2 separate regions of the Homo sapiens genome follow, and region 2 is linked to region 1. The links are chromatin loops, found by intact Hi-C in ENCODE. Cell type or tissue: IMR-90. All regions are shown on one strand.

Region 1 (2,500 bases):
CATACCTGGCTAATTTTAGTATTTTTAGTAGAGATGGGGGTTTCACCATGTTGGCCAGGCTGGTCTTGAATTCCTGACCTCAAGTGATCTACCCGCCTCAGCCTCCCAAAGTGCTGGGATTACAGGTGTGAGCCACCACACCTGTCCAAGAGAGTTTAAATTAACCCTCAAAAGAAACATTCAGGTGTTGGATTATACTCATCCTCTAACACCAGCTCAATCATTCACAATGGGTCAGTTAATGACAAACATTCTCTCTTAATAGCTCACCATCCTTGAGATTACCTAATGTCTGTTCCTACTGGTTGACTCTACACTGATCACTCACCTTTAACCCCAGGAGAAGCCCAGTTCAGGCTGCCTCAGCCCCAGGTTCTTTCTTCTGCAAGCCCTTGATCACTCTGACTAGTCCCTTCTCCATTTTTGGCACCCCACATCTTACTCTCCTTCCTCAGGGAAAATTCTTCTGACCCCTAGATCCAATGAGATATTTCCTCCATGCTACAGAAACTCAAAGCCTCATTTTTTGTAGCAATTATTATAATTGGAAGTGAATGATTTACAGACAAATTGGCCACCTGAGTCCCCTGATAGGGTGTAATATTTAGAATGGGGACCACGACTTGTTCATCACTGTGTCTCCAGCTCTTAGCACGATAGTTCTTAGCTCAAAGAGAATGTATAAATTCCTGTCTGTTTCCTAAAGCTGTGGGATAGCATCACAGAGTGCGTGGGTAGGATTATGTGTAGCCATAATCTTCAGAAAAGAAGGAGCATTCTAGCAGGAGATGATGGATGAATCTGTCATGACTTAAATAGGTAAGTGATCCTGGAGATTGTCTGCACTTGGTTCACACTGTGACAATTTCACTATCTGTCATGGGGACCTGTGTCTTGGTTGCTGGGTCTCTGAACATTGACAAAAGGCTGCATTCTGTATCCATGACCTTCCCTCTGCAATCAAAGTAAATGATGAGGGATAAAAGGGGAAGGGGATGAGGAGTGAAGATGATCAAGCTGAAGGGAGGCTTATTATTTATCCAAACCGTGGAATAGGAGGCCTCCACAACATCCAAAATGTATTCTTCCCTTCAAGAGACATGTAATACACACCAGCAGTCATCAGAGAGCGCCATTGCTGTATTAATAATCCAAAACATTCGGAAATGGCTGTGCGGAACATTGTTTTAACTTTGGCTTAGGTAGTAATCTGGTTTTCAGGTATCCTTCACGTAGCAAATTGTTGTTGCTTCTCAGTATTAAAACTTGTCTGTAATAAGTTGCCCGACCCCAAAGAATTACGCATTTTAGGTGCTGGAATATTTTTTGTTGAAGGCCACATGAAAAAGTAGAACTTCCCCAAGCCCAAATCTAGACCTCACTGAAACTGGAAAAGAAATGAGATCTATCATTTGCCAAGGGAGATATAAGAAAGTAGTCACATGTATGGACTTTTTGCATCAGGTGACACTGGATTGGAATCCCAGCTGGCAAAGCTGGATCATCCCTCTGAACCTTAGTTTCCCCAGGACAGTGGAGAGGCTTAAGTGCCATTTCGGCAATCCATTTTAGCACAATTCCTGGTCTTTAGCAAATGTTTAATAACATATTATCATCATGAATTTACATTTGGGTCAGGAGGTGATTTAATTAACTTCTATTTCTCCTCTTAGCCTCTAAATTCCACAAAGGCAGGGATTGTCCATTTCAACCATCATTGCATCCCTAGCACCAAGAACAGTGCCTGGGACATCAGGCTCTCCACAAATATATGACGGATGAATGAAAAACAATAAAGGATGAGTGAATGGGAAATTTACTCTTCTAGGTATAGGATAAGGCCATTTAAGACTTTTGATAATGCCCTGGACCAAATGTCAGAATATAGTCAATATTCAGAGGGGTCAAGTACAATCTAGGAATCTGTCCATAATATATGACTAAACTGGACTAAGAGTCTGGGGCTTGGAGCAGGCCCAAGGTTAGAAGATAATCTGGGAGTTGCCTTGGTAACCTTCCGACCTTCTAATCGAAGATCCTGGTCCTGAAGCGAGAGCATTCCAGAGCCCTAAGACTGAGCCCAGGGCTGCATTTAGACACCAAAGCTGCTTGGGGTAGACTAGTTATTGGTCCTTCTTTGTGATCATGAGGTGGCTCTTTTTCTTCTTACCTATGTTTATTCATCCAAGGAGTCTTGCCAATTCTTAGTCTGGACAGCTGTTCATTTCTTAATTAACAGCATCCAGAGTTTCTTGAGATTGCCTTGTCTATAGCATTTTGGCTACATCTGCACCATCTGATCCCTGCTTTTTTGTTGTTGTTGTTTGTTTCCTTTTGATGTTTTCCAGCATCTCTAATGATAGATTGGATCTGATACGCATTAAGAAGAAAAACAGGGGCCGGGCGCAGTGGCTCACGCCTGTAATCCCAGCACTTTGGGAGGCTGAGGCAGGCGGATCATGAGGTCAGGAGATCGAGACCATCCTGGCTAACACAGTGA
Region 2 (2,500 bases), 910 kb before region 1:
GGGCCAGATTTGGCCCATGAACTATATAGTTTGCTGGCCCTTGCTCTAGCATGTGTGCTGATGAGGATCACCTAAAGAAGAAGGCACTGGTGATGTGGAAGGGAGAGAAAACCAAACAAGCAAGGCTTCCAAGAAAGCAGGAGGAGATCCAGGGCCCAAAAGCTGTGGTGGCTGTGGTGGGGAGAAGGACATTTGCTGCTGTATGGCAGGCAGAGAGAAGATGCAGGAAGGAGGTAGGTTTGGTGGTGGGCATATGCAACTTGCCCCTGGAGACCTTCTATTGTTCTGTGATAAATGAGTGGAAGCCTCAGCTGAGAGTGGGGGAGAAGAAGGGGTTCTGAGAATATACAGACAAAGGAAAACCATCTTCTCAGGAATGAGCAGAAAACCTTCTAGAGAACCATGGTAGGAGGGCAGGGCAATGAGAGACCATTTGGGAATCATAAAACTGAATTAAAAGTGAACTCAGTCAGCTTGGCAGTGGTATTTTTGTCTCCTCCCTTCCGAAATTTGTATGCTGAAGCCCAAACTCCCAATGTGATGGTACTGGGACTTGGGGCCTTTGGGAGGCAATTAGGTCATGGTGGAGCCCTTGTGATGGAATTAATGCCTTTACAAGAAAAGATATGAGAGCTCGCTCTCTCTCTCTCCACCCCCACACCCCCCGCCCCACCGTTTCCCTCTCCCTCCTCCTCCTCTCCCCAACATGGTGTGAAGACACAGCAAGAAAGTGGCCATCTGCAAGCCAGGGAGAGAACCCTCACCAGGAACCAAGTCACCAGCGCCTTGACCTTGGACTTCCAGCCTCCAGAGCTGTAGGAAATAACAGTCTGCTGTTTAAGCCCTGAGTTGGTGGGATTTTGTGAGAGCAGCCAAGCTGACTGTGATAGGTGGGATTTTACCCAGCAACACTCAGCTGCTCCAGAGTGCCCTGGAGAGGGGAAAGGGTGGATTTATCCAGGGTCAGGGCTTTGCCAGGCAAGCAAGAGGAAGGAAAGGGGGCACAGCAGGGGGCGGGAGGAAGCAAAAAGGCATGGGTGGCAGACCCCAGGACCTGAGCTGGGGAAAGCAGGAAATAACGGCTGCCAGGCAGGATGGATGGTGAGAAGAGGGTGAGGCCAGTTGGCTGGAGGGCGAGGACCAGGGATGGGACATCAAGGAATCCTGAGCAAGTGGCCTGGAGGGGTGGGAAGTGGTGGCCGAGAGCTGGGACCTAGACTTGACACATCAAAAATGAAGCCCCTTCTGAGAATGGTGGAGAATGATGTGATGGGGCAGGTGGCTGAGCGGCAGGAGCAGGTGGCTGCAGGTGGGGAAGGGGTGAAGCTGTGAGGCCTGGGGACTTGGGTGGGTCACTCCCATGTGGGTTAAAATCCCCCCACCCACCCAGTGAGCTCAAGTCTTCTGTAAATACAGGGACGGGGCAGAGGCACGAGGTCTCCTGGGGGCCGGCAGATGGCACCAGTGACTTGGGAAAGAGCAGCACAGCCAGATGTCTACAACTCCCAAAGGAGAGGAAGGAGCCCAGAATCCGCACATCCGCTCCAGCTCCCAGGGCCCCAGTGTGGGGAAACTTCTTCCACCTGAGACACCCAGGGCACCGCGTCCTGGGGACAGCCCATTTTAGGCGGAGGAGGGGATGGAGATGCTGCTCAGAGGAGTGGGGCATGAAGGCCTGCTGAACTCAGAGGGGACAGGTTGCACAGGGAGGGGAGTGTGGGCTGGGAGTGGGGTGAGTGCCTGAGGGCAAATGTGCGTGAGCATGGGGATGAGGATGTGGCGGTATGTGTGAGTGTGCGTGAGCTGAGGGTGTGGGAATGTTCGTGCGTATGCAAGTGACTGCAAGTGTGTATGTGAGTGTGGGGGGTGTGAGTAACAGTGTTAGTGTATGAATGTAGGTGTGTGAGAGTGTGAGGGTGAATGTGTGTGTGAATGTGTGGGTGGGTGAGTGTCAGTGTGGATGAGTGTGGATGTGAGTGGGTGTGTCTGCAAGAGAGAGAAAGAGGAGAGAGAGAGAGAGAGAGAGATGGATAGGATGGGGATGGCTAGCGGGTGGTACAGGGCAGTGCGGGGGCGAAATCCAGAAGCTGCTGGAAGGCCATGAAGGCTGACAGGTGGGCTGGGGTGGTCAGGGGCCTCAGGGAGGGCTGTCACCACCTCCACTCCTGTGTACTCCGAGGCCTCCCCAGCTGAGTGGCGGCTCTGGGGCAGCTACTCCTCAGAGTTCCTTTCATCTGAGTTATTGGCATTTTCTGGATTGCTGCTGTAGGTCCTCGTCATTAATTTTAAGATTGCAGCCAGGTGCAACGGCTCACGCCTGTAGTCCCATCTACTCAGGAGGCTGAGGTGGGAGGATCTCCTGAGCCCAGGAGGTCAAGGCCGCAGTGAGCCATGACGGCAACCACTGCACTCCAGCCTGGGCGACAGAACGAGGAGACCCTGTCTCAAAAGAAAAAAAAAAAAGACTTACATGGTATTCCATTGATTGGGTATTGCATAA

The links. Peaks named below come from ENCODE experiments on the same cell type or tissue, not always from the same donor. Only the 100,000 strongest peaks of a DNase experiment are listed, where the experiment ranks them.
Region 2: a loop joins it to region 1, with 7 times the contacts of the local background. A loop is called at or near these places in 5 of 110 quality-filtered maps.

Annotation. Positions count from the first base shown.
Region 1 is chr5:173,617,996-173,620,495 of GRCh38, forward strand. No RefSeq gene overlaps it. Among named protein-coding and RNA genes, the nearest start is that of BOD1, 2.6 kb to the left of the region's middle. In IMR-90, a CTCF peak has its summit at 1,135; no DNase peak of the experiment used is centred here.
Region 2 is chr5:172,705,917-172,708,416 of GRCh38, forward strand. No RefSeq gene overlaps it. Among named protein-coding and RNA genes, the nearest start is that of MIR5003, 45 kb to the left of the region's middle. In IMR-90, a CTCF peak has its summit at 1,459 (motif pointing right); a DNase peak (open chromatin) is centred at 1,485.